2 separate regions of the Homo sapiens genome follow, and region 1 is linked to region 2. The links are chromatin loops, found by intact Hi-C in ENCODE. Cell type or tissue: MCF 10A. All regions are shown on one strand. Links, peaks and the distances in the headings refer to the core of each region. The heading gives the core; the rest is flanking DNA.

Region 1 (15,612 bases), core at 5,118-13,117, 740 kb after region 2:
AGTAAAATAGCTATATCTAATTTGGGATGTTTATTTTGGCAAGTATGCTTTCAAAATATTAATGTTTCCAAATTTGTGGTCATTTTTAGTAATATCCTGCCTACATTGTATCTAGAGAAGAGTGGTTAAAGAACAATATCGAATAAGTGCAAAGCATTGCTGTGATTCTCAAAAATAATCTAAATTTGACCTTACTTAAATGATCGATGTTATCTAAAGATAAACCATAGTCTCTGAAACCTGTAAATGTTTGTAAATGTACTTCCTAATGCACCTAGTATGATTCACTAACACCTCAGATTTGTTTTTATGTGGCTTATCTAAAAGTATAAATCTGAGACTTGGATAGATAAGCATGTGGAGAAATCATGCCTAGAATCTTATAAACCTGTAATGAAATACATATCACTGGAGTCTCTAATCAGTCACAAGCACTCAGTGAGTAGTACAGCATAATGATTTAAAGCACTGACCTTGGACCAGATTGGCTAGCTTCAAATTCTGCTTTTGCCATTTACAAGCTGTGTAACCTCAGGAAAGTTATTGAATCTCTTTGTGCTTTAACTTATCATGTGTAAAATGGGAAAAATAATAGTACCTGCTCTTGCAAGAATTAAATGAGCTAATATATTTAAAGCAGTAAGTCTGGCATATAGTAAGTATCATGAAAATATAAGCTACTTTTCTGGTTACTATTAACTTAGCACCCTTCTATGCTCTATGAGGACTTTAAAAGTGCCTGCTTTCAAGAAAGCTTAAAATATAATACAGGAGATAAGAATCATAAATAAGATATAATAATAAAAAAAGTATTAGTGTAGTAGTAATCTTCTACTTTTAAGATGACGTTATTTCTGACATTTCTCATCTTCAATATGGTTATAGCCTTTATACCTTCTAATATCAACAAATCTACCAGCTCTGCGACTTTGGAAAAGTTACTTAACCACTCTGTGACTCAGTTATTGTGAGGATTAATGAGTTAATAAATGTGTAGGGCTTAGAGCAGTGCCTTGCATACAGTAAATTCTCCATGAGTATTAGCTATCATTATCGTAATAATATTTTACATTTTACATAAGGCTATAGTCTTCACAGTTTCAACTTAGCGGTAACAAATCCTTACTGAGTGCCTAAAATGAGTGAGGCACTACTAGGAAAAGTATGCTGAAAGAAATTTAAAAAGTAGCTTCAATTAACAGTCATAATATTTATTAACTATCTTCTGTTACCCAATGTGTACTGTTGCAAGCTCTAATTATACCATGAAGAAAGAGTCAGAGCAAGAGTGAGTGAGAAAGAGAGAGAGAGAGAGAAGTTCTGATAAGAAGAAATTTATAGTAGAAAGGAACCAAAAATTTTTCTTTTCTTTTTTTTTTTTTTGAGACGGAATCTCATACTATCACTCAGGCCAAAGTGCAGTGGCACGATCTCTGCTCACTGCAACCTCCACCTCCCAGGTTCAAGCAATTCTCCTGCCTCAGTCTTCCTAGTAGCTGGAATTACATTCCCACCACCACGCCCGGCTAAGTTTTTGTATTTTCAGTAGAGACGGGGTTTCACTATGTTGGCCAGGCTGGTCTTGAACTCCTGACCTCATGATCCGCCTGCCTTGACCTCCCAAAGTGCTGGGATTATAGGCGTAAGCCACCTCGTCCAGCCAGAACCAATAAATTATTAAATCAATAACCAATGAGGTAACTTCAGATACTTATTATAATATGAGAAAACATAAAAGGAATAAATGATTGAGAGTCATGGCATAGAATGTCCCAGCTAGGTTAGAGAAGTCCTTTTTTGGAAATGTGACCTAAAGACAAAAAAATAAAAAGCTTCAAAACATAAAGAAAAGAAAGAAAATGAAAATCTTCCAAAATACCAGAACTGCCAAAAATGAGCAAAAAAAACATATCATATATATGTTTATAGTCAATATAATATAAAATGGTAGAATCCAGTTAAAATATATGTTATAGCAATATGTAAATGGCTTGTTTTTAACTTACTAAATGCAAATATTTAGATTGGTTCACAAAACAGAAACAAAACTCCACATTGTAATGTGAAGTATGGCTTTAAAAAAGTAATACAGAAAGTTTAAAATGAAAGTATGGACAATATGTTTCCAGGAAAATATATTAAAAAGTCACATTGTTGATAACACTACTAGATTGATAACACTGCAAGGTATAATTCCACCTAAAAATAATTTAACAAGATTAAGAAGAAAACACTATAATGCTAAGAAGTCTACAATTTATATTAAAGATAAGATAGGTACCTCAATAATAACAAATATATCTGATTTTTAAGTATTTATGAAAACATTCACCCAAATTGGTCTTCTATTAGATCACATAAAAGACCTCATTACATTCCAAAGAATAGACAATGCAAATAATATTCCCTGAACACAGTTCAACTAATTAGAAAGGATCAATTAATTTCCACTTGGAAATAAGCATTTCCATCAAATAATTATTGAGTCAAAAGGGAAGTACAAACAAAATTTCAGCATTGCTAAAAACAATAATAATTAAGACATTATATGCCAGAATTTATAAGATGCAGCAAAAACAATGCTTACAGGAAAATTTCACCAACCTTAATGAAAAGAAAATACTAGTGGTATTTAAATAGCTTCAGAGCATAGAAAAGAAATAAAAATGTCCAAATTTGTTTTATGAAAAAAGATTAATGATGATTTTTAAAATTAATAATTGAAAAAATAAATTATAGGATAATAACACATTAATATTGATGTCAACATCTTAAATAAAATATTAGCTAATAGAATCTTACACCATTAATATATCCCAATGAGATTTGGTTTACTCTCGGAATGCAAAAGTGCTTCATTATTGGGATAAATATTAATAAATGTAAGAAGATAAATTATATAATCATCTCTAAAGGCATCTGACAAAATTAAACATCCATATAGATACCCTCTATTATATATATACACATATTTGTGTTATATACTTTATACCAAAAGTCAGCATAATACTGCTCATATTATTTTGTAGCACTCAAATGATTAATTTATAATCCATCTAGCCTTTAGCTGTAGCTTCTTGTTTACAATATGTTAATAGAGGTAGGAGGAAGAGAAATTCTAGGCAGACAGGGGTGGCTGTCCAGTGAAATCCTAGCTTTAAACCAAAAAAAAAACAAACACAAAAAAAACTGGCCAAAAGTTAGAACTTCTATTCCTATTTGCTCGCCCTCTCCTGATTGATTTTTTCTGAATAATGTCCTTTTACCAACTGAATGTTGCCTTTTCCAAAACTACCTATGGCCCACCCCACCCCCATCCTGTGCCTATAAAGAGCCCAGACTCAGTAAATAAAGGGGGAGATGCCTGGACTTCAAGGAGACAACTGGAATTTGGGGAAGAGATGGCCAAACTTCAGGGAAGAGGCAGTGGACTATGGAAGAGATGACCTGACTTCGGGGGAAGATGACCTGCCCATCCTGTCCCCTCTCCAGCTCTCCTCTCTGCTAAGAGCCATTTTCATTGTTTAATAAAACCTATTTGTTTGCCTATTGCCTCTGGATGCTTTTTTGTTATGATAGCTGTGTTGAACAGTTGCAACAGAGACCATAAGGCTCACCACAACCTAATATATTTATCGTTTTTAGAGAAAGTTTGTTGATCCCTGTTACAGGTTGTGCTAGGAGTTTTGTCTTTGTGAAAAAGTAATAGAATGCCATCATTTGTGTGGAAATGATGCCTCTTGTTATAATGTGGTGAACTCATTGAACAATTAGTAGATTGATTATGAAGCAATGAGGCAGTAGTTCAGATGAGAGATGAAGATGTATTAGGTGGTATCTCACTGTGGTTTTGATTTGCATTGCACTAATGATTAGTGATGTTGAGCATTTTCATATGTTTATTGGCCACTTGTGTATCTTCTTTGAATAAATGTCTTCAGTTCCTCTGCTCATTTTTTAATTGGGTTTTTTTTTATGTTGAGGTGTACGAGTACTTTGTGTATTTTTGATATTTACCACTTGTCAGATATATGATTTGCAAATATTTTCTCTCATTCTGTAGGTTACTTTTTCACTCTGTTGACAGTGCCCTTTGACACGCAGAAGTTAAGAATAACATAGTACAATTTATCAATTTTTTCTTTTGTACCCTGAAATTTTCATGTCATACACAAGAAATCATTAACAAATCCAATCTCATAAAGTTTTCCACTATGCTTCCTTTTAAGAATTTTATGTTTTTAACTCTCCCATTTAGGTCCTTTGATCCATTTTGAATTTTGACATATGATATAATGTAAGGATCCAAGTTCATTCTTTTGCATGTGAATATTCCAACACCATTTGCTGAAAAGACTGTCCTTTCCTCATTGAATTGTCCTGGCATGCTGGTCTAAAATCATTTGACTATATATTCAACAGTTTATTTCTGGACTCTCTATTTGATTCCATTGGCTTATATATCTGTCTTATGCTAAATAGTACCATACTGTTTTGATTACTATAGCTTTGTAATAAGTTGTGAAAGCAAGAAGTGTGAGATCTTCAACCTTTTTCTTTTCAATATTGCTTTGTCTATTTAGGTCCCTTCAATCTCAAATGAATTTCAGGATGGATTTTCCTATGTATGCAAATAATACCATTGGGATTTTGATAGAGATTACACTAAACCTATGGATGACTTTTGGTAGTATTGACATCTTAAATATCAAATATTCCAATCCATGAACATGAGCTGTCTTTCCATTTATTTGTGTCCTCTTTAACTTCTTTTCAGCAACATTTTGTGGCTTTCGGCATACAAGTCAAGTCTTTCACCTCGTTGTTAGGTTTTGTCCTAAGTATTTCTTTTTTTTTTTTTTTTGATGCTATTGTAAACGGAATTTTTAAAATTTCCTTTTCAGGTTGTTCTTTGTTAGTGTATAGAAACACAACTAATTTTTGCATGTTGATTTTGTATCCTGCCACTGAGCTGATTTCATTCATTAGTTCTAACAGTTTCTTTTTGGTGGAATCTTTAGGGTTTTCTACAGCAAAATCATATCAGTGAACAGAGATAACTTTACTTTTTCCTTTCCAGTTGGTTGCCTTTGATTTCTTTTTCTTGCTTAATTGCTCTGGCTAGGCCTTCCAGCACTATGTTAAACAGAAGTGGCAAAGTGGGCATTCTTGTCTTCTTTCTGATCTTGGAGGAAAAATCTTCAGTCTTCCACCAGTAAGTATAACACTGGCTATAGGCTTTTTATATATGAATTTTATTATGTTGAGGTAGTTTGCTTTTATTCCTAGTTTATTGCATAGTTTTTTATTTTTAATAAAATCTTGTTGAATCTTGTCAAGTACATTTTCTATAGGAATTGAGATGATCAGTAAATTTTTGTCTGTCATTCCATTCATGTGGTGGATTGCATTGTTTGATTTTTATATATTGAAATATTGTTCCATTCCAGGGATAAATTCTAATTGGTCATGGTATATCTCTTAGTCCATTTGTGTTGCTATAAAGGGATATTTAAGGCTAGGTAATTTATAAACAAAATTTGGCTCAGGGTTTGGTAGGCTGTGTAAGAAGCATAGTGCCAGCATCTGTTTCTGATGAGGGGTTCAGGCTGCTTTCACTCATAGAAAAAGGTGAAGGGAAGCCAGCATGTGCAGAGCTCACATGGCCAGAAAGGAGGCAAGAGAGAGAGAGAGGAGAAAGAGTTATCAGGCTCTTCTTAGCAACCAGCTCTTGTGGGAACTAGCAGAGCAAGAATTCACTCATTACCACAAAGACGGCATTAAGCCATTCATGAAGAATCCAGCCCCATGACCCAAAGACCTCCCAACTAGGATTCACCTCCAACATTGGGGCTTAAATTTCAACCTGAGATTTGGAGGGGACAAACAAACCAAATCATTGCAGTGCACGATCCTTTACCTACACAATTGAATTCAGTTTGCTAACATTATGTTGAGGATTTCTGCACCAATGTTCATCAGGGATATTAATCTGTAGTTTTCTTATAGTGTCTTTGTGTGGCTTTGTTATTTGGATAATGCTAGCCTCATATAATGACTTTGAAGTGTTCCCTCCTCTTCAATTTCTGGAAACATTTGAAGAGAACTGGTGTTAATTATTCTTTAAATGTATGGTAGAATGCACCAGTGAAGACATCTAGTGCTAGGCTTTTCTTTGTGGGGAGAATTCTGATTATTGATTCAATCTCTTTACTAGTCATAGGTCTGTTCAAATTTTCTTTTTCTTCATGATACAGGCTTAATTGCTTGTACGTTTCTAGGAATTTATTTATTTAATTTAGATTATCTAATATTTTGGCATACAAATAATTCATATCCTTTTGTAATTCTTTTAACCTCCAATTTGTAATCTTTGTTCAATTTATGAGTCCTTAATTGTCCAGTTTCATGTTGTGTATCATGGCTGGGCCAATGACTCTTTCCCTGCATGGCCCCATGGGTTTCACCCCAGCCAGGGAGTCACACCCACACTCCTAAGAGCCAGACCACCATTAGAGCTACTATGGCCACTGTCATGAAGGTGTTTTAGAATAAGGTGTTGTGGTAGTGATGGAGAAATGTGGCTGGCTTGAGGTTTGTTTAAGAGGAAAAATAAAACATTTAGTGATTAATTGGATATGTGAAATGAAGGAGAAAAGAGGTCAGAGAAGACTTGTGATTTCTGGCTCATGCAACCAGAGAGAAAGCAATATCATCCACTGAGTTAGGGGATGGTTGAAGGAGGACCAGTGTATTGCTTATTGATTTTCACTCTGGGGAGGAGATTATGAGTTAAATTTGGATGTACCAATTTTGAAGTTACTTTTAAATATCCAAGAGAAGATATATATTAGAAAGTTGGATATACAATTCTGGCATTTAAAGAATTCTAATTACATATACATCTTCTCCTGCGGGTTATTAAAAAATTTAGAACCAACCCTAAGAGATAAATAAAGATGAAAGTCCAGGATCAGAATTATTCTGAAAACATTAGATATGAAGACTTCTTCTCTTTGGGATTCGATCTCCCCCAACATAAAGCAGAGAAACTAGAGAAAGGCAGGAGTGCTCTACAGGCAGGTATCAGATGGACACAGAAGAGCTGGAGGAGGAAAACATATTCCACTGATGATGGACCACTCCAAGAGAAAAAGAAATAGACAAGATTCAGGGCTATTCATGAACAAGAACTTCAACACCAATTATCTCCCCCAATATAGGAAGCTATCACCAGTGAATGCCAGATTCTCACTGAATTTACCAAACAGGCAAGCTATTTCTCTATCCAAGGGAGAAACGGCAAGGCAGAGGGAGGAGCCAGAAGTGTTTGTTCTGATACTGTTCTGTGTTAGGGAATGGAGACTGAAATACCATTTCCTTTACGGCAATGTGAGGCATTGTGGTAGGGGAAATTGAGTGGCTAAAGGTTTCCCTTTAATAAAATAAACCGAAATCATATAAAGAACAAAGAATAGGTATTTGAGTTCAAAATTATTTTGTTACATTCTAATTTTAGAAAGGAGAAACTATGGAGTTCAGTTTATATAAAAGAAAATAATTAATATAATTACATTTTTAATAAGCAAAGATGATGGTATATTAATGGACATAAAAATATTATAAGAAATCTATACATGGCTGCCTAGAAGTAGCATTCCAGGGCTTGGCCATTGTCATGAGCCAAGTGTTCGTGGAAAGAGAAAACCTCCACAGCCTGAACTTAACCAACAATAATAAAGCCTAAATACCTTTATCTCTTGAGAATATTCACTGTGGTGAATAGCAGGTATAATGTAATTGATCTACTAGGAAATATCTTATAAGACTTTTTTAAGTACGGCTGCAAAACAGTTCCACTCTTACTTAGCTATTATTCCATTACAGAGCTACTATAGAGCTGAATTTTGAGCTCTTACTACTGTGCTGGTTAATCACTGATTGACTATATTTTCAGTGGGAAAATAATAGATATCTTGTTATAAAGTTAAACAGCCTTTTATATAAGTAATATCTTTTGTTAGTAATGCTAATGGGGAATTTTCTTTTATAATTTTGATTTTTGCCTTCTAGTTGTTCATAAACTCAAAATGTATGCATATTTGTTGTTAAAACTCAAACATTATGAAGGTAGACACAGCATCAGAATACTGTGTGGTATTCAGAACTTAGTACCAGCCACTTCTCTCCATCTCCATCAATACCTTATTCTAAAACATCTTCATGACAGTGGCCGTATAGTAGCTCAGACAGTGGTCTAGCTTCTGGGAGTGTTGATGTGACCCACTGACTGGAGTGAATCCCATGGGGCCAATTTTTGCACCTTCTAGAAGGCATTTCACCTTCTCCCTCTCTCTCTCCAGAGTATCATAATTCACAGTTCCCACCGTATAGCTTTACAGAACTTTATTCATGCATTTACACATTTATATAGCTTTTTTAACATAAGGAAAATCATACTATGTGGTACTAATATTTTCAATATTTCTCTTGCTACTATTTTTATTTAACTTGTTTTTTTTCACCCCACCTAAGCCTCCAAATTGGCACATACAGAACTGCTTGGTTAACTGTAACAATTGCAAGGTAATATTTAGCACTGTGTGAGCACAAGATGTTTTGTAGTATTCAGAACCCAAAACAACATTTTTATAAAAATCCTTAGCATAATATTGGCAGACCTTTGGAAATAACTATTTTAGCTGTATGTTGAAACTACAGGCCGGTTTCTATAATTAATATCACAAGAGAGACAGTGGAACTTAATAGAAAGACCATTGGAACAGAATGAGCCCTTGAACTAACTTAGTCATTTGACCTTCTGGGACTTACTGTCCTTATTTGTAAACTAGAAGACGTTGGTCCAGATTTTTTCTAATAGTCCTGCTAGCTCTAGAATGGTATATATATATACAGTATTGGAATTCCTAGTTTTCATTAAGAACATTTCCTATTTGGCAAGTGTTAAATACCTACCTTCACTCAACACTATGGGCAAGCTGAGTAACAAAAATATATGTTATCTGTTGTGCATGTCAGATATTCATTGGTAAATTACTTGTTCTGATATCTTCTTCAATGATTGCCTCCAACAATAAATATTTCCCAAAAAGTACTGGCGCCATTTTAGATATTGAGCTCAATTTAAAATAAAGAAATTAAGAACCGGAGTAGAAATTCAAGTATAAGTGGTTAGAGGGATAAAATCAAGTGAACTAAAATAAAAATTTATGTTTAAAGTGAAGAGGGACTGTCCCTTTAGTTGTGGTAAATACATGCAGGAGAAAAAAACACAAAGATGTATGGAAATCATATGGGGGAGAATTAAATGTTTGGGTAATTGCTGGGGAATGAAACTATGGCGTCATTCCGCTTCCTGGAAAAGAACTGCTGCTCCCCCTTGCGGCAAGTGTGAAAAGCTGGCATCCTGTTAAAAAAAGTATTTCATTCTAACGCAGTGATACAAGATCTGTTTGAGTTATAGTGACACGCTGCTTTGAAGCGGGAAATAAATGGCATACGTAGGCAACTCAAGTAATGATTCTATCCCAGATATAGGCTTAATGTCACCAAAAGAAAAGGATAGAGGATGTTAGGTTGTGGCTAGAGAGACCACAAAGGCTGACTGTGGTCAACACATGTAATTGGTTAGTCAACACCTACTTAACAAATATGTGTTAAGTTAATGTCAACAATTTTGTAAGTTTGAGAAGAGTCAGTACTGAGAATAGTACAAGGTAATATCAAACAGTCATTTTTCAAAAGTGTGTCACTCAGCTGGAAAGATAAAATATGAAATAGCCACAAGGAGACAGTTAATTACAAGTAGATTCCGTACCATACTGAATGACTTAGAACAGAGAGATTATTATTGTTAGAGAAGAATCGCCAGAGGAGAGAGGCTTTTAATGAATCATGTAGAAAAGCATAATAAGCAGGAAAATAGTCAATATTGTTAGAGTTTTATCTGTATAAACTAAAAGCAAGAAAGAGTACCTAGGGCCAGATTAAACAACCTTGCACTAAGTGCTTTGGATTTTATCCCATTTATTTTATAGATGAATGATTGTATAGATGAATAGAGAAGTGGCATATGGCCAAATGTTTCAGGAAGTTTAATCTGGGAAAATGTATGCTATAAATTTCTCTTAAGTACATGTAAATTTAAATGTTTAAAAGAGGTGTTATTATTAAAAAGTAAAGTTGTACCTCTCTAGTCCATCATTCCCTATTCCCTTACTCTGCTTTTTTCATATAATTTATTACTACCTGACATTATATTATTATATATGTGTTTTCTGTTTGCTTGTATCACTAACTGGCTGTAAGTTTCATGAGGGTAGGGGCTCTGTTGCTTGTGTTTACTGTTGTATCCCTAACTTCTAAGATAGGATATTTGATAAATAAATGGTGGGCATTTGATAAATATTTGTTAATATTATAAATAAATCTGTATTGAAAAACAAGAGGCTTGAGGCAGGAAGAACAATTGTCTGTTTATCAAGATGGTAAAACTTGCTCTTGGAGAGAGGAAGGAAATGAGGATAAAAAAGAGACATTCAATATTTTGAAGAATGAATAAACTAGACTTGATAACTCACTGAATGTGGCTGATGAGGAAGAAAGAAGAATCTCAAATTGCTGAGGCTTCAAGATTATATGCATGGGAGGACGGTGACAGTGGTGAAAAACATTGGGGCAGCCTGGTGTGGTGACATCACGCCTGTAATCCTAGCAATTTGGGAGGCCAAGGCAGGAGGATCATTTGAGGTCAGGAGTTCAAAACCAGCCTGGCCAACATGTGGAAACGTTGTTTGTACTAAAAATACAAAAAAAAAAAAAAAAAATTAGCCGGGCATGGTGGCTGGCCCCTGTAATCCCAGCTATTCGGGAGGCTGAGACAGGAGAATTGCTTGAATCTGGGAGGCAGAGGTTGCAGTGAGCTGAGATCGCGCCACTACATTCTAGCCTAGGCCACAGAGTGGGACTCTGCCTCAAAACAATATACGTACATATATGCCCCTATATCTATATAGGGGCAGTCAGTTGGGAAGCATGTTTTGGTGAGATAACAGATTAAACTTTTGACTCAGAAAGTCTGAGTTGAGGGACAGTTAGAGATATCTGATTAGAGTCCGGGTGACAGGGCAGAGTTGGAGATTTTGCCTTATGGTAGGGATGATAGTTAAAGTCATGAGTTTAGATAAGATTTCTGTGGGACAAACTCTAGATGCAGCGAGAAAGAAGACAGAAAAATAAACCCTATGCCTATTTAAGCCATCTTGAAAACTGTCCTGAAAACCGAATTCTGGCCCATTCATTATTTATGCATTCATCCCACACATATATCTTGAGTTCTGCATAATAAAAATGATATGAGGATTATAAGGAACTCACAACTTAGTAGTAGAGACAAACAAAAAGGGAAGATTCACACACGTTTTTTCTAAATAAATCAGCCACCCTGTCTCCAGCCAACTGTGGACCTACTGTCAGACCTTAGGATCTTTCAAAACAAGCCGAATTTTATGAGACAATTTCTAATACCAAAATATAGGATATTAATTAAAATGTGTGGGCCAAAACAAAACATGTTTGTTAGCCAGATTTAACGTGCAGCCCATCCTAACATATTTGCAATCAGGAAGACAGCCTTTTCTCTACCTTACCTCTTAAATTAGACAATCTAAGGGGAGAATGCTTTTAGTCCCGTGAGAATCAGATTTAACATTTAACAATTTAGTAGCAAGGGACATTTTAGGAAAGTCTGGTATACTGGTAGGTAGGATCATTCTTATTAGTACGTCTTTACTCATTTATTTATTTAACAAATACAGCCTATACTACCTGGTAGGAACTCAGTATATAATGGTGATCAAATTAGAAACATCGATGTTTTGTTCAGGGAAATTTCATCAGATAGGAAAAGATTTAGGGCCATTACCAATGGAAGGAAGAACTCTAAGAGCTGAAATAAATAACTACTATGTTGGCTGAAACTGCTTTAATATTAATGAGAAAGTTGGGCATAGGGAAGACCATTCCTAGTGAAGCATTTTTCTATCTGTGTGTATTGCCTGGGGTGGGAGGATGGTGAAAATGGCCCTAAAAATACATAATATGGATAGAAAAGAGAGACAATGAATGAATAATAAAATATATCACATTTGTTTCTTGTAGGAAATAGCTGCAAAGAATCAGTTTGAAATGAAAACTTATTAAACCAGTGGCTTTCAATTTCTCTGGATTATGTCATAGTAAAAAAAATTATTTTCCCTTTCCATAGTGTACACAAGAGCAGACACACACTTAGGTGTATACACACACACTAAAACCAAATTTTACGTTAATATTTACATTTACTATATATGACACCTTGAGATATTTTCCATTGTTTTATTTTGGTTTTTAAAGGCACTTATCATGACCTTATAATGAGTCAAACCCTCCTCTTTGAAAACAGTGGACTAAATAAAACGGACACATGTCACTGTATATCAGTCCTTACTTCTTCTCAATGGGCACCATGGATTTTCCAGGATGAGGTCCAGAAAGTGTACAGTAGGATCTGAGATACAGTATGATTCTTATACTATGAAGTTATAGTCAGAATTGGATAATTTCCTTATTTATTCTTTTTGATGCAATACCACTTTATATCAAGATGCTGTGCTTATTTTCAGGAACTTCTTACTTTTACCAGTCAAGTCAATCATAATATTTTAAGAATACACAAACTGAAATTTTATGATGGAGGATATCCGGTGTAAATTTATGTTTCTATTTGTAGAACATGTTTGCATTTAAAGATATGCATGGCTGCATGTGGTGGCTCGCGGCCGTAACCCCAGCACTTCGGGGAGGCTGAGGCAGGAGTATCACTTGAAGCCAGGAATTTGAGACTCAGCCTGGGCAGCAAAGTGAGATTCCATCTCTACAAAAAAATAAAAATTAAAAAAAAAAAGCTGGATGTAGTGGTGCACACCTGTAGTCCTAGCTACTCAGAAGGCTGAGTTGGGAAGATTGCATGAGCCCAGGAGTTCAAAGCTGCAGTGAGCTATGATCGCACCACTGCACTCCAGCCTGTGTGACAAAATGAAATCCTGTCTCAAGTAAAGAAAAAAAAAGAAAAAAGAAAAAAAGGAAAAGGATACTCATGACCAAAACATCAAAAATAATTTACAGTATTAAGTGATTATTGCTTTAAGTTTCAATTTGCATGGTAATGGTGACATTAGAAAAAGTAGCCCAAGGCACATAGAATTTGAAAATACACAGGTCTCTCTTTAGGGCTCTTATGATTAATGTTGGCTCATGCTACTATTTTTTAAATCTACTTAGCTAACCTGTTGAATTTTGAAATAATTAGGAAAGCAGGGTATTATATAGAAATTGCCACCTATGCACAAAGCTTTCAGGAGTTGAATTTCTGGAATTTGATTCGGTTTATATTATGTTCTTTAGAAAATGTAAATTGAAATACTATAGAGTAAAACTGATATTTTCATATTATGTAACAAGTCTTTAAGACAGAAACCAAGACAGAAGCCAAATAAGCAAGTGAGGGACCATATAATTGGTGACACAAGACATACAAAATAGATTTAGATAAAGTTTTCCATCAGTCCAAATTTTTGAATTGCATTTCCCACGTAATAGATAATAAACATGTGGATTCTATAATGGGTTTACACTATGATGTCATTTGATTTCCCTGCTCTTACATTCTATCATGTGGCAGAGGCTAGAGCAAACCTTCAGTGATATTTACAGAAACCATTAACTTTGTTAAAGATACCTTAGGAGAAATTAGTAATTGTTTGTGATGTTATGAGTGGAGGTTGAGAATGTAGTCTTGGGATTCCTGCTGAAATTCAAATCCTGGCCCCAACTTTAATTGGCTGTGCAACTGTGTAGAGCTACCTACTTCCATTTGGTTTTTCTGACAAAAATGCACAACCTGAACCTAGTCATGAAGAAACAACAGACAAAGCCATATTTAACGACAGCCTAACAAAGAATTAGCCTGTACTCTTCTGAAGTGTGAAGGTTATGAGAGACAAAGGCTAACTTGCAAAACTATTCTAGATTGAAGGAGTTTATAGAAACACGACGACTAAATGCAACGTGCTTCTGCTATAAAGAATATTATTAGGCAAATTAAAGAAAACAATATTATTTTATCAATGTTAATTTTCTGATTTTAATAATTATACTATGGTTATATAAGAGAATTTTTTCATTTTTTGGAAATATACTCTGAAATAGAGGTAACAGGGTGGCATGTCTGTTACTTACCTGTAAAAATTTAGAGAAAGAAAATGATAAAGCTAAGGTGAAATGAAATGTTACCATTTGGGGAAAACGTTTGATGAATATATTCTTGCAAATATACCATTGGACCACAGTCAACTGTTCTTTAAAAAAATGGCCTACTCGGGAGGCTGAGGCAGAAGAATTGCTTGAACCCGGGAGGCAGAGTTTGCAGTGAGCCGAGATTGCGCCACTGCACTTCAGCCTGGGAGACAGAGTGAGACTCTATCTCATTAAAAAAAAAAAAAAAAAAAAAGGCATAATTATACTGAACATAAAAAGCTCTTACTAAGGATTAAATGAGATAATGTATGCAATGCTGAGAATTCTAAAGTTTTGTGAAAAGGTGCACTGAAGGGCTTATTGGTGGTAGGGGTGGGGAAACACGGCAAGAGGCAGGCCGTTAAAAACATACTCTTCTTTGTAAGCAGAGTACTAACATAAAAAATCTAAAATTCCAATAAAAATTTCAATAAAAATTTCAACACAGTTAAACCTCCAGTGGCAGTTTCACCCTTTGCAGCCTTTTACCATGGGCTTATAGTTTCTCCTCCAAATGTAACTCAAAGAGGTCCTTCATTTTTAATGGAACAATTTCTTCAAAATAAAAAAATAGACTTCTTAATCACCACTTTAAAATTTTTAACACAAGAGTAACTGTCTTTGGAGAGTCTTCATGTGCACTCTTAGTTTCACCAAATAGCTAACTAGGTGGACAGCAGGCTATTGGAGGATTTTCAGGATTTAAGCTTTCCCCCCTCCTTTACATTTTCATGTACTGATAATGATTCTCTTTAACTGAGAAAAAGTTTACCCCTGCTTACTTCAAAACATTAATATGTTAGTGGAAATCACAAATTTAGTGAACCTACTTCTTCTTTACAAAAAAACACGATTCCTCTAGCAGATATAAGCAAATTTCGTTTATGGAAACATGTTTTATGTTAACAGACTGTATTATTTCCTAAGTAGGAAGAATAAAAAGCATAAATTTTATTAAGAGCACATGGTTAAACATGGGCAATTTGAAACTGGAATAGTATTATTAAGAAGTAGAATAGGCTCTAATTAGAGTCTTAGAAAAAATAAAATCATAATGGACCATCTTTTCCTAAAATGAGTGAGTCCTTCTTAGAACAGACGAATTAGATGTGTTCTTCAGTTTGTTTCCAGCCTTCTAAACCAATTCACTGTATTTTCAAGTAAAATCCAGACTTATTAGTGTAGTAACAGTAAGCACTCCTCAGGTCAAGTATTCTTTAAAATTGTCTTTATAAAAGAAGAGCGACTTTTATATTC
Region 2 (15,612 bases), core at 3,128-11,127:
ATTTTTAGTTCTTCATATCTCACTGTTTTATTATCTACTTAAACCTTTCATTCTTTTCCACATTGGTCTCTTAAGTCATTCATCTACTCATCAATTTTTTCATTAGTATTTATAGATCCAACTGTTGGAGTTTTCTTCTACCTCTATTGAATTGCATGTTCCTAAAGTAAGTCCATCCTTTTAACCCACTGAAGTCTTCGGATCCAGAATTTTTCTATGCTCACTAGATTTGTATCATTTCAAGTTTAAGTCTATCTCTGTTCATCCATAGGGAGCAGTCACTAGAATTTTCCCAAGCTTTATTTAATCCTCATAACAACCTGTTATTAAGTGAAGATATCTTGAAAGTGATAGTGATTGACAGTCAGGCAATAGTTAATCCATTTTATAGAGAAAATAAAAAGCAGGCGGCCAAGTGAGTCATTCAAAGATGGTGTCCAATGGACCATGACTCTCAGTTTTCATGCCTACTCCCAGTGTGGTCCTCTTTTACATTAAACCTGGGCTTGACCTGTGGCTCAACTGGTAACACTGTCTAGGTTGAATGTGATTTTTTTTTTTTTTTTGAGATGGAGTCTCGCTCTGTCGCCCAGGCTGGAGTGCAGTGGCGTGATCTTGGCTTGCTGCAACCTCCGCCTCCGGGGTTCAAGCAATTTTCCTGCCTCAGTCTCCCGAATAGCTGGGAATACAGGCACATGCCACCATGCCCGGCTAATTCTCTGTGTGTGTGTGTGTGTGTGTGTGTGTGTGTGTGTGTGTGTGTGTGTGTAGTTTCAGTAGTAGAGATGGGGTTTCACTGTGTTAGCCAGGATGGTCTCGATCTCCTGACCTCATGATCTACCTGCCTTGGCCTCCCAAGAGTGTGATTTTTAATTGCCTTTTGAGTCAAATCATTCAGCTGGTAATAGATGAAACTTATGTTCTCCTTGCTAAGAAATGATGAACACAACCACAATACTAAACAATGGTATGAATGAAGCAGAATTGGGAATTATTTTGTGGGCAAAATGTAAATTAGAGCACATCTGAATGTTTTATTCAATCACAATATATCCCAATGTTAAACTTAGAAAGTGAATAAAGCATATTAAATTGATTTGTCTCTGCAAATTTTAGAGCGTATGACTAGATTTGTACATATCTGAAGAGTCATTAACAGTGCCAATCAATCCAATTATATACATTTTACAGGCATCTTGCTGTGAAAATAATTGAACACAACTATTTTGCTTCCCTAAAATTATTATATCTTTAAGTCAATAAATATATTTTCACATTTTAAATTCATGGGGACTTTTTTTCTGCCCATAAAGAGAAGAGATTAATAAATATATTGATAATCCTTGGAAGGAATTTGTCTTTAAGGGGAAAAAAGCTATCTGATTTGCCTCTATTTTATTTGAAGACAGAGCTGAGTTTGCCTGAAGGCATGTAGAAATTTACAGCTTCTGGATCAAAGAGAGGTCATGATGTAATCAGGACTGTTTGATGCAAGTAACAGCAACTGACCAGGGCTATCCAAAATCAGCTCTCCACTTCCAGAGGACGTGCCAGTACTGAATGCCTCTTCTATCGCTGGGTACCATAACCATGTGGTACACGGTGAAAGATGCTAACTGCCCTTCAACTCTGGTCCCTGGGCATTGGATTAACCAGCTTGGGTCATGTGCTCCCACCTCCATGATGGGCGTGAAGGAGGAAGACTTCATCCTGATATTCTTTGGTAAGAGTTGAGGTACCACATCCCACGGACACCACACAAGGTGGAGGATTCTTGCAAATTAAAAAAGGGGGGTTGGATGTGGGGACAGCCTGAATTAAAATAAAAGCTGGTTACAATATTCATCTCTACAGTGCCGGTGGTTTTGACTTAACGGCCCTGCTCTGACCTGCATCTCCCAGAACAACATTTTTTTTCTTCACATGAACTGTCCTGCCCCAGTGTTTCTTCCTGCCCAAGCCTGTCCCATTATATTACCTAAGTATTCATGATTCATCACTAACTCTTCCTCTACCCCGCACCACCCCCTCCACCACCACCACTACTATCTCCTTCCACTTCCAGTTGGATTTTTCTCCCCAAGTCATGGGAAATTCATCACTGGTATATGAAGAAGGAAGCACAAGAATGGGAAGGAGTGAGGCAGGGGCTATCTGCAGAGGAGAGTTCTTGTTCTTACTGGCAAGGCTGAAGCAGGAGAGATATGTGTTCTAATGCTCATGATAGGAAATCTGGGTGCAGGTCACTGCAGCTCTCAGCTCCTGCAGTGCAGCCACTGCCTGCCCCATCAGCTTCCCAGACCATGTCCAACCTCGAGCGCACCTTTATCTCCATGAAGCCACACGGTGTGCGGTGGGGCCTGCTGGGCAATGTCATGAGGCACTTTGAGCTGAAGGGATTCCACCTTTGGGCCTCTGAGGAACACCTGAAGCAGCTCTACCCTGACCTGAAAGACTGTCCATTCCTCCCTGGGCTGGTGAAGTACATGAACTCATGGCCATGGAGGAGGGACTGAGTGTAGTGGAGACAGGCCGAGTGATGCTTGGGAGACCAATCCAACGGATTCTAAGCCAGGCACCAGTGGCGGGGACTTCTGCATTCAGGTTGGCAGGGACATCATTCATGGCAGTGACTCAGTAAAAAGTGCTGAAAAATAAATCAGCCTATGGTTTATGGCTCCATGTCCCCAAATACCCTCAGCCCTGGGAAACCAAGACAGTTGATGGCACTACATATTTCCAAGGTCAGAGTCTGTGGGTGGGAAAAACTTAACCTGAAGAGCTGGTTGATTACAAGTCTTGTGCTTATGACTGGGCCTATGAACAAGAGGTGGACACAGCAGCGGTCTTCTTCAGCACTGCTTGGAGTGTCCCTGGACATGGTTCTTCATTCCATTGACTTGGAAGCAACAGGATTGATCATTCTTTTCTAAAGAATATTTACCAATAAAGCCTTTGGAAACTGGAAACAAACAAATAAACAAACAAAAAGGAATCTGAATGCATATGTGATGTAAATGGGTCAAAGATGGGCCCTGTTTCTTGGTCCTCATGTGTTGAACTTCTTCGCAGCAGGCTAGGACCATGAACTCGAAGCCTGCCAGCACCAATTCAAATTTTTACACATATTACTTTAAATATAGCCCCAATAAGCCTATTTTTAGACCATTAGAGCCTGACTTCTTTGCACACCCCACAAAACTGCACCCAACACCTGTTAACCATATATAAGATACATTCTGTAGCTACTAAAAACCCCAACAGACCTGCTGCTCTTCAGAACTCTGACCCAGAGGCTCCCCACCTTGCTGCTGAGTGACACTGCCTAGACCCGTGTACCTCCTCTCCCATTTCCCTCTCCACTCAGTGCTCTCTTTCCCTCTTCCCTTCCAGGTGGTGGCCCCATGCCTGCAGCTCTCTCTAGATCAGCTCTTGGTAGGAAGAACACCCTTTCTTTCTTATGCAACCTTGTCACAGCACTATCAAATAAGCTTGTTGTGCAATATTGCCATCTCATCTTTTCCTTAATCAGTCCTGAAATTTACAAACTTACCACAGTACCTATCTTATCTTAACCATGATCCAGGACTAAATTTCAGCTATATCAAGGATTAATTAGGCTTCTGGAAACATAACCATCAGAAATATGTAGTGTCATCAACTGTCTTGGTTTCCCAGGACTGAGGGTATTTGGGGACACGGAAATTTTAGTACTAGAACTGGGAAGGGGCGCAGGCAAACCACAATGAATTGATCACCCTAGGAATAACTGTTTCTAATAACTGTTTCTTATAACTGCACCCCCAATTACTGATTTCAAGTCAACTTAGTGAGAACCTTTGGAGACAGACTGTTGGAAAGTATCTGTGCTCACTTTACTCAATGCAATCCAGCTTTTAAGTAGGGCCGGCTATGTGTATCTTAATATGATTTTCAACAGCTTCCCCTGGAAATCTTTATGTTCAGTAATATTTTACACAGACCAAAACTGGGATACCAAGGACGTCAAGAGAATATTCATGACTTGGCTAAGAGTCAAAGAAAGATTTTATGGTGACCCAAGAAAAGAGTCAATAAATAGCCAGTCTTTCTTTAGAAATTGTTCTTTAAAAGCTTGATTATTTCTGGTTTCTGGTCAAAATTTACTCCAGGAAGACTAGACAGGCCATGCTGGCCAAAAGCCCAATTGTCAGGGCAGCTGCCCTTGAAGTTGGGAGAAATTTTATTAACAATAAAGTTCCAAGGTCAGAATCTGCAGGTGGGAAAAACTCATGGTTGAAAATTGCCAATAAAAGACAAGTTCAGTGGTCTGTGCCTGCAATCTCAGTGACTCAGGAGGCTGAGATTGGAGGATCGCTTGAGTTTAAGAGTTCATGACCAACCTGGGCAACATAGTGACACCCTGTCTCTAAAAAACAAAAAGAAAAAGAAAAAAGAAAATTGTAACAAACACCGATGAAATCAAACTGAGTCATGCGTATCAATTTGGGTGAAGTTTTCAGGAATCTCTAAATCTATTTTCTTGGTAGCCAGGAAAAACAGCAACAACAACAAAACCTTATAGGGATGAACTCGTTCTCTAAATTTAAACTCCTTGTTTAATACGCTTTTAGCAGGAGATCATCTGAATCTGTTAAAAAGGCACACTTCTCATGATGTTTGTGTTAGTTTGGGTTCTCCCCAAAAACAGAGCCTGAGAAAAGAACTCAGGTGTAGAACATGGGAGGCGATCCCAGGAAACAGGAGAAAGGGAACTGGAAGAATGAGCAGGGAAGGAGAAAATCAATATAAGGAAGGGTACATTATCAGGGTTACTGCCATGGGCAGTGTGGGCTCAGTTCTCTCAGGAACGCTGAAAAAGAAAAAAGTTCTTGTGGGTCAGGAATTTGGGAGCAGCTTGTCTGGGCAGTTATGGCTCTAGGTTTTTCATAGGTAGCTGTTAGATGTTTGCAGGGGCTGTGATCATCTGAAGGCTTGTCTGAGGCTGGGGGATCCCTCTCTAAGGTGACTCACTAATGTGGCTAGCAAGTTAATGTTGGCTTTTGGCCTTAGGCCTCAGCTCCTCTCCACATGAGCCTCTCCACAGGGCTGTTTGATTGTCCTAGCAATACAGCGGCCAGCTTCCTCCAAAACAAGTGATCCAAGAGATAAAAATGGAATACACAATGCATTTTATGATGTGGCCTTGGAAGTCACACACTGTCACTTCTTTCATATACCATTGATCACACAGACCAGACCTGATTCAATGTGGAAGAGGCTATGTGAAGGTGTGAATTCCAGGGAAACAAGATTCTTTGTGGTCATCTTGTAGGCAAGCTGCCACCTAGCCTCAATTTCCTAGCCACCAAGTTCTTGAGAGGATTAAATGAGATAACGCATATAAAGTTCTTTTTTTTTTTTTTTTGAGATGGTGTCTCGCTCTGTCACCAGGCTGGAGTGCAGCAGTGCAATCTCGGCTCACTGCAACCTCTGCCTCCCAGGTTCAAGCGATTCTCCTGCCTCAGCTGGGATTACAGGCACGCAACACCACGCCTAGCTAATTTTTGTATTTTTAGTAGAGACGGGGTTTCCCCATGTTGACCAGTATAGTCTCTATCTCCTGAGCTCATGATCCTCCCGCCTCGGCCTCCCAAAGTGCTGGGATTACAGGCATGAGCCACTGTGCCCAGACTGCATATAAAGTTCTTAATACATTACCTGGTATAGTAAATACTCAATAAATATTAGTTATCACTATTGTTATGAGCTTCTCTTTTCTTTTATCTTCTTTCCACCCAGAGACAGACCATCTTCATAGTAGCTGCCATGATTGTAAATTAGTGTACAGCTGATTGTTTAACTGAATTGAATGTTTAGTTTCAAAGCCTAATCTGGGCGTAACATCTGAGTAGAAAATCCTAATGCAACATTTAAGTTTTTGAAGGGCAGCAGGTTATCTGAAAGCTTGATAGCTCTTTCAGTTTGAAAGCTGTTGTCTGATCATCACCCCTTTCACTTTCGTAGCTCTGGACCCAGTTGAAGCCCAAGGACTTAGCTCTACTTCCTCCACCCCTGGCACCTGCTTGTCATGCTAAGAATTGATCCTCTGAGAGAGGCTGGAGGCTATAAAAATTCACCTGTGTCCCTCACACCCTGGTGGGTTTCCTGATGGGTCTGAATCTCCCTCCCTAACCCACACCCCTAGCTTTCACCAGGACTCTTTGGAACCAGAAGAGCATTCTGCATATTTCTTTGGTTTGATTCCTATGTTTGAGGTCTGGCTGTGTGGACAGATTTTATTACTTTATGTCTCCCAAACTGCTCAAATCCTCACCTAGGTGGCATTTTAACCTAGTTTCCTTTTCCCCAGCTGGTGAAGCAGTGGTGTATGAATAAATCCAACATCCTTGGCAGGAGAAAAACTTTTTGTCTGATTACTAGAGCTACAAAATATCTCCTTTGTCCTGTTGTACTTTTGGGGTAACATGATAGTCCACTCTTTCCTGCTCTTCTGTCTGTATTTGCTGTTATGGACCATATTTGCTTTCTCCATCCTTAGCCATGGCCGTGTTTGTTTTGACATCCATAATATCCTTAGACGAGCGCTGTGGTTCTTAGCCTTGGCTGCTCATTAGAACCACCTGAGAGCTTAAAAACTTCTCAATACCCTGGCTAAACACCAGAACAATTATATAGGGATCTCTGGGCGTGGAATCCAGGCACCAGTATTTTTTTCAAGCTTCCTATGTTGATTCCAATGGGCAGCCAAGTTTGAAGACAGTGATTCTCAGACTTTTTAAACTTAGAACCCCTCACCTCTCTTAAAAATTATTGAGGAGCCGGGTGCGGTGGCTCACGCCTGTAATCCCAGCACTTTGGGAGGCTGAGGCGGGTGAATCATAAGGTCAGAAGATCGAGACCATCCTGACTAACATGGTGAAACCCCATCTCTACTAAAAATACAAAGAAATTAGCCAGGTGTGGTGGCAGGCGCCTATAGTCCCAGCTACTTGGGAGGCTGAGGCAGGAGAATGGCGTGAACCCGGGAGGTGGAGCTTGCAGTGAGCCAAGATCACACCACTGCACTCCAGCCTGGGCGACAGAGACTCCGTCTCAAAAAAATAAATTATTGAGGAGCCCAGAGTTTTTGTTCATGTCGATTATATTTAGATATTTACTGTATTAGAAGTTAAAACAAAAAGTTTAATTCATTCACTTAAAAGTAATAACAAACCTATTATATGTTAATATAAATAACATTTTTTAAAAATGAGAAATAGCTATATTTTCAAAAAACTAGAACAGCAGCTTTTTTTTCTGTTATTTTTTATTTATTTATTTATTTTTTGTGACAGAGTCTTACTCTGTCACCCAGGCTGGAGTGTAGTGGTGTGATCTTGGCTCACTGCAACCTCCACCTCCCAGGTTCAAGCTATTCTCCTGCCTCAGCCTCCTGAGTAGCTGGAACTACAGGCATGCACTACCATGCACGGCTAATTTTTTGTGTGTTTTTAGTAGAGACGGGGTTTCACCATGTGGTCAGGCTGGTCTCGAACTCCTGACCTCAAATGATCCACCCTCCTTGGCCTCCCAAAGTGCTGGGATTACAGGCATGAGCCACCGCGCTCAGCTACATTGTTTTTAAATAACTTTAATGCCTGGTTTAATAAAAAAAAAGCTTGGATTCTCATATCTGCTTCTATATTCCATCTGTTGGGAGTGCAGCATGTCATGTGGCCTCTGGAAATCTCTATATTCATAATGAGAATAAAAAAGGCAAATTTTTATATTATCATGAAAATAGTTTTGACTTTGTGGACCCTTCTTTGGGTTCCCCAGGCCACACTTTGAGAACTGATGTGCTAGAAGACTGTAGAGTGAATGATGCCAAGGGAGTTAGTTAACAAGCGTCTCTTTTCACCTCACTTTCAACTACCCTTCAGTTCTCCCTGCCCTTATTACTGTCGGCCTCTAGAGGGAGCGCGAGGTCCTTTACGCCAACACCCGCAGGCTGCTGCAGCTGAGGCCAAATTTTAAGTACCTGCAGGAGCTACAACATTAGGGAAGGGGGATCTTGGGTTATAAGAAAAGGAATGAAAGTTTTTCTTTTCCTCCTCCTTTTTGTTCTCCTTCTTTTTCTGTTCCTCGCTCTCCCTCTTAGAATTCCTGAAGCAGTTGACATTTTTCTTTGTTGAGCTTTCCTATTATTCCCATTCAGTTGGTGCAATAAAGAGCAAGACAAGCAGAGATCCGAGAGTACAGGCTAGAACCATGGTTCTCCCCCTTCATATTCAGCAGAACCACCTGGGCAGTTTGTTTAAATGTAACTTCTGGCCGGGCGCGTGGCTCTTGCCTGTAATCCCAGCACTTTGGGAGGCCGAGGCGGGCAGATCACAAGGTCAGGAGATCCAGACCATCCTGGCTAACACGGTGAAACCCCGTCTCTACTAAAAATACAAAAAATTAGCCGGGCGTGGTGGCGGGCGTCTGTAGTCCCAGCTACTGGGGAGGCTGAGGCAGGAGAATGACGGAACCTGGGAAGTGGAGCTTGCAATGAGCCGAGATCTCGCCACTGCACGCCAGCCTGGGGGACAGAGCGAGCCTCTGTCTCAAGAAAAAATAAAGTAGCTTCCGCTGTCCCTACCACAAAAGCTGTTGATTTCATAGGACTAAGGTGAGACTCATGAATCAGCATTTCTAAGAGGACCCCAGGTGATTCTAATCCAGGTGTTCTGAGGACATGGTTTTGAGAAACAGTTACCTGAGAGAAGAGGTCACCTGGGCCTACATATTTCAGGTAAAAGGAGCCTAAAGCTAAGTATACTTCGTGGGAGTGTAGAGTAAGCATGGCCCTCACCCAATGTGGCTAGAACCCTCTAGAACTCAGTATCCTGAATTTTAAACACATATCTCTCATTATGGCTAGAAAATTGCCTTTAAATTTTGCTTGTATCCCCGCTTCATCTAGAGTCTCTTCTTTCCAATGAAAACACTGGAATATGTTCATTGGGACCATCTAAGAATCATCTGAGACCAAGCTGCATGACAAAGCAGCATCAGGTAAAGAAACTGGTGATATTTAACCTGTAGAAAGGAAAATTTGATACAGATTAGGGAGCCATCTTTCAATATATAAAGGCCTACAAATGTGTTTTAAATGACTCTAAAGGTAACATTCAGAAAGTCATTGGTAACTTGGAGACAAAACAATGTTATTTGTTCTACAGAATTTTCTGCAATCACAGCTGCCCAAACAAGAAATGGACTGTCTTGGGAAGGGTGAGTTTATCATCACTGCAAGTATCTGAACACAGCTTGAACAATGACTTGGTAGGGATGACATGGGGGTGATTCAACCACAGGTTAGGTGACTGAAGAAGACTTTGAAAGTCCTTTCCAACCTGGAATATTTGATCTATGCACTGAACAAAATGGAACTTTTTTTGCCCCCTTGTTATCCTACCTATTTCTCTGTGAAAGCCTCCCAGGCAAGGGACACACAAGACCAAGTCATGCTGCAGGTTTTATTCATGGTGGCTGTGACAAATCTTGGACCTAAGTTGAACCAGAATCTATACACGCAGTTTGATTTGAGTCACTGAATTCCCTTCATCCTGAGAGTGCATGCATTTGTTGGGTACCCTGTTCTATCTTTTATTCCTACACCTGCAGAGTCCCTTAGTTCCTTGTACTCATAGTGTGGTCTCAGGACCAGGAGGAGCAACATCACCTGGGAGCTTCCTGGAGATGCAGAATCTCAGGTCCCGCTGAAAGAGACTGCAATTAACCTCTAACTTTGAGTTTAGAGGCAAATGCAATATATTCCCAACACAAAGTAGTCTATAAATGGAAGGCTCTTTCAGGAGAGGAATAGTGGTTTGTTGATCTTTGAGGGCCTTGCTCACAGCCAACTCTCAGAGTGTGTTGATGTGAAGTGGTTTATCAAGCTAGATAAAGAAAGGAGGAGCAGCAGTACACCAGGAGAGGGTAAGTCGAAATGTCTCTTGGGAGTCAGGGAGGAGTTACAAAGTAGCAGAAGGACTCTGAAGATAGTCTCCGATATAAGCTTGATCCACCTCTCTACTTGTCTAGAGTGCATCAAGGTCTCCCTTGACATTATCACTTACAGCAGGCTATCCCATAGGGCTCACCAGGTACACTCAATTTACCAGTTTGTATAGATGTGAATCGGATCAATAGCCACCATGTGGCAGGGCCAGGACCTAATCCTTGTGTGCTCTGCTCTGTCTCCTATACCTAGAGCCAATGCCTCTCTTCTCTTATCCTGTATTAGTTAGCTACTGCTGCATAACAAATTAGCTCAAAATTCAGAGACCTAAAACAATAATCATTTATTATCTCACATACTATCTGTGGATCGGGAATCCAAGGGGAACTTAGCTGGGTGATTTTGGTTCGAGATCTCTTTAAGATGTTTGCCAGGGCTGTCATTGTCTCTACAGAAGCTGGAGGATCTCACTCACATGACGATTGGCAGGAGGCCTCACTTTGTTATCAAATGGACATCTCCGTAACCTACTTGAAAGTCTTCATGATGAGGCAGCTGACCTTCTTCAGAGCCAGGGATCCACAAGAGAGCAAGGCAGAAGCTGCAGTGTATTTTTCCCCCCAGAATATCCTATCAATTACACAAGTCAGCCCTATTCAATATGGGAGGGCATTTTACAAGCTCATGAATACAAAGAGGCCATTGGGGGCCATCTTAGAGCCTGGTGACTACACACTCTTAGACTCTGCTCTCTCACTTTGATCATTAAGACAGACCACTTCTTCAACACACATGTCTACATATATAAACAGTATGTTACAAAAGCATGGCTCATGACACAATCAAAACACAATTTTAAAGTAGCCTCCCACTATTCCTGTAAAATTATTCCATAAAGGTGATTTTCCTAGCCCTTGGTAGGCCCATGACTTAACAGCTCACTCTTACACAACATCGAGACCTACTGTCACTTTACAAGGCAAACATAGTTAATTCATAAATTAGAATATCTACTCCAAAACAAATTAAAATGTTGAACTTGATTTAACTTTGCTTTTCCCCAGATGTCATCTGGTCCTGCTTTAGGCTGAAACTTATAGTTTAAAAAGGAAGTGTATTGTAGAGTGTCTGGTCAGAAAAATAGACACTGCTGTAGAGATGTCAAGAGAGAGGGACTTAATGCAGCACATTGGCTCCAAAGGGAAAAGGCTGAAGGAGCAAAAGAAGGAAAGTGATGATGAAGCTGTGAGCTGGAGCTCATAACCCCACACTTGGTGTTCAACTGCTAGAGATGGGACTGCTGCTGCTGTGGGACCTGCTGGTTCTGCTGAGCAGAAATTCAGAAGGCTGCACTCCCAGCGATGCTGCCAAAACCACTACCAATGCTGCTCAAGGTCACTGTTAACGCCAGGTGATCTGCCTGGCTCAGCCTCCCAAAAGTGCTGGGATTACAGACATGAGCCACTGGGCTTTTTTTTTTTTTTAATTATAGTCATCCTAGGGATGTGAAGTGGTATCTCTTGGTGGTTTTGATTTGTATTTCTTTAATGACCAATGATATTGAGCATCTTTTCATGTACTTATTGGCCATTTGCTTATCATTTTTTCAGAGAAATTTATGTTGAAATCCTTTGCCTATTTTGTTTTATTTTAGAGATAGAGTCTCTCTCTGTCACCCAGGCTGGAGTGCAGTGGCATGATCATAGCTCACTGCAGCCTTAAACTCCTGGGCTCAAGTGATCCTCCCATCTCAGCCTCCTGAGTAGCTAGGACTAAATGTGTGCACCACCACACTAACTTTTTATTTTTTGTGGAGATGGGGTCTCACTATGTTGACCAAGTTGGTCTTGAACTCTTGGCCTCAAATGATCCTCCTACCTCAGCCTCCCAAAGTGCTAAGATTATAGACTCAGAACTGAATCTCAGAAAAGGTGGCAGTACCCTATTCCCATTCCCAGCTCTCCAGCAGTTTATGTGTACCTTGTGTTGACAAAACCTTTTTAATTTTCAGGAAATTATCAACTATTCCTTCAAATATAGTCCTAATTCAAGGATGACCTTTCCTATTCATTATTTTTTCACTCCTTCTCTTGCCCATCTTACCCTGAGAAGGTAAATACCCTGACTTGTCTGGCGTCTAACAGTCCCATGGGAAGAATATGACATTTTCCACAATTGTATTTCAGACCTATGTGTGTAACAGGAGGTTAAAGTTGAAGTTCCTCAAGATATAACTGTGAATTTCCAATGTGTGGTCCCAAATCACCACGTGCAGAGTTTAGAGGAAATCTGGCCTTTGCCTATTTTAAAATTAGTGATTTATCAGTCCTATTGTTGAATTGTAAGTATTCTGTATATATTCTATACAAATCTCTTATCAGACATATTATTTGCAAATATTTTTTCTTACCATGTTGGTTGTCTTTTCACATTTTTGATGGTGTCCTTCGAAGCACAAAAATTTTAATTTTGGCCAGGCGTGGTGGCTCATGCCTGTAATCCCAGCACTTTGGGAGGCTGAGGCTAAGGTTAGGAGGTCGAGACCAGCCTGGCAAATATGGCAAAACCCCATCTCTACTAAAAATACAAAAATTAGCTGGGCGTGGTGGCAGGTTCCTGTAATCACAGCCACTCTGGAGGCTGAGGCAGGAGAATCCCTTGATTCCCTACTCGGGAGGCAGAGACTGCAGTGAGCCGAGATTGTGCCACTGCACTCCAACCTGGGTAACAGAGCAAAAAAAAAAAAAATTAATTTTGATGAAGTCCATTTTGTTTATTTATTTATTTAATAACTTGTGCTTTTGGTTTTGTGTCCAAGAAACCACTGCCTAATCCAAGGTTACAAGGATTTACTTCTGTTTTCTTTTTATGCTTTTATAGTTTTAGCACTTTCATTTCAGTCTATGATACATTATGAGTTAATTTTTTTATATGGCGTAGAAGTCCAACTTCACTCTTCTGCATATGGCTACCCAGTGGTCTCAGTACCAGTTGTTGTCCCAGTACCACTGAATGGCCTTGCACCCCTGTTGACAATCAATTGACTACAAATGTGAGAGTATTTCTAAACTCTTAATCCTATTCTATTCATTTTTCTGTCTACCTTTATGCCAGGACCATACTATCTACATTACTACAGCTTTCTAGTAGGTTTTGAAACTGTGACATCTGAGTTCTCTGGCTTTGTTCTTTTTCAAGATTGTTTTGGCTATTGTGAGTTCTTTGAATTTCTGTATGAATTTTAGGATCACTTTGTCGATTTCTGCAAAAAAGGCAGCTGGAATTTTGATAGGGATTGCATTGAATCTGTATGTCAATTTGGAAAATATTTTTATCTTAACAATATTAAGTCTTCTAATTTGTGAACTTGAGATGTGTTTTCATTTATTTCCATCTTCTTTCATTTCTTTTAGCAAGGTTTTAAAAGGCAGCTATGCTCACCACTATATCAGCAACACCACATGACAATAGTACTTTCTAGTTTTCAGTGTACAAGTCTTGCCCTTCTTTTGTTAAATTTATGGCTATGTATTTTATTCTTTTTGGTGCTATTATAAATGGAATTATTCTTTAAATTTCTTTTGCATATTGTTCATTGCTAATGTACAGAAATATAAGTGTATCTTGTACAATGATTGTACATCTTGCAACCTTATTGAACTTGTTGATTAGTTCTAACAGTTTGTGTGTGTGTGTGTATGCGTGTGTGTGTGTGGATTCCTTATCATTTTTTACATACAACATCATGTCATCTGCAAATGGAGACAGTTTTATTTCTTCCTTTCCTATCTGGATGCCTTTTTTTTTTCTTGCATAATTGCTCTGGCTAGAACTGAAAGTACATTGCTGAACAGAAGTGGTGAGAGAAGACATCCTTGTGTGTTCCTGGTCTTAGGATGGAGCAGCTAGTCTTTCACCTTTGGGTATGATATTAATTGAAGTTTTTCATAGATGTCTTTTGTCAGGTTTAAGAAGTTCCCTTCTATTTCTAGTTTGTTGAATGCTTTCATTATTAAATACTGTTGAATTTCATCAAATTTTTTTCCATATCTACTCTGATGATCATGTAATTTTTGTCCTGTATTCTATTAATATAGATTATTACATGACTGATTTTCAGATGTTGAACATTCATGGAAAAAAATCACATGTCATGGTGTATATTTGTATATGTTGCTGATTTGGTTTGGGTTTGCTAGTGTTTTGTTGAGGACTGGACATGGAGTCTTTGATACATATTTGTTGAATGAATGAATGAATGAATGAATGTTTAGAGAGGGAAGGCCTTACTCATATAGGCAAGACCTACAATACATGCACATCATTTTGGGAAATTCAAGGATATCAGATTAAGTAGCCCTGAAGAGCTTAGCAAGATATATTATTGCAGAATCACCATGTGGAAAGGAGGTAGTTACATTGAAGCAGACAGAACAGTGATCAGAATCAAAAGATGGGGATGATAGCCTTACTTTGCTAATTCCTAGCTAAAAATCTTATGTATTTAACTTATTTTAACAGGCTCCGTTTCTTCATCTGTAAAATGGAGGTGACATGTTGGGGGTAAGCTTGGGAAAGAATTATATTTAATTTAATAATCTTGCAGATACCTTCTAGCTCTAATAATTTATAATTATCTAAAATGCCATGTGAAAAATAACAGATGTTGGTGAGGATGTGGAAAAAAGGGAACACTTGTGCACTTTTGGTGGAAACGTAAATTAATATAACCTCTGTGGAAAACTATACAGAGATTTCTCAAAGAACTGAAAATAAAACTGCCATTCAATCCAGCAATCCCACTACAGGGTATCTACCCTAAAGGAAAACAAATATTATATCAAAAGATACCTGTACACATATGTTTATCATAGCACTATTCACAATAGCAAAGATAAGGAATCAACCTAAGTGTCAATGGATGATTGGCTAAAGAAAATGTGGTAAATATACATAATGAAATACAATGCAGCCATAAGAATGAATGAAATCATGTCTTTTGCCACAACATGGATGGCACTGGAGGCCATTACCTTAGGTGAAATAACTCAGAAACAGGAAGTCAAGTACTGCACATTCTCATTGACAAGTGGGAGCTGAATAATGTGCACTCATGGACATAGAGTACAGAATAATTGACATTGGAGACTCGGAATGGTGGGAGGGTGAGGTGGATGAGGAATGAGAAATTATTTTATTTTATTTTGTTTTTTTTTTTTTGAGACTGAGTCTCACTCTGTCGCCCAGGCTGGAGTGCAGTGGCACAATCTCGGCTCACTGCAAGCTCCACCTCCCAGGTTCACACCATTCTCCTGCCTCAGCCTCCCGAGTAGCTGGGACTACAGGTAACCGCCACTTCGCCTGGCTGATTTTTTGTATTTTTAGTAGAGACGGGGTTTCACCGTGTTAGCCAGGATGGTCTCTATCTCCTGACCTCACGATCCGCCCGCCTCAGCCTCCCAAAGTGCTGGGATTACAGGCGTGAGCCACCGTGCCCAGCGGAATGAGAAATTATTTAGTGGGTACAATGTACATTCTTTGGGTGACAGTTACACTAAAAACCTGGACTTCACCACTATGCAATATATCCATGTCACAAAACTGCACTTGTACCCCTGAAA

What was found. A loop is a pair of places that touch in the nucleus more often than their neighbours do. Peaks named below come from ENCODE experiments on the same cell type or tissue, not always from the same donor. Only the 100,000 strongest peaks of a DNase experiment are listed, where the experiment ranks them.
Region 1: a loop joins it to region 2, with 7 times the contacts of the local background. A loop is called at or near these places in 21 of 110 quality-filtered maps.

Annotation. Positions count from the first base shown.
Region 1 is chr9:73,013,746-73,029,357 of GRCh38, forward strand. No RefSeq gene overlaps it. Among named protein-coding and RNA genes, the nearest start is that of ALDH1A1, 68 kb to the left of the region's middle. In MCF 10A, for the core only: a CTCF peak has its summit at 9,396 (motif pointing left); a DNase peak (open chromatin) is centred at 9,406.
Region 2 is chr9:72,273,150-72,288,761 of GRCh38, forward strand. It overlaps the pseudogene LOC100289320. Among named protein-coding and RNA genes, the nearest start is that of LINC01504, 24 kb to the right of the region's middle. In MCF 10A, for the core only: a CTCF peak has its summit at 7,957 (motif pointing right); a DNase peak (open chromatin) is centred at 7,962.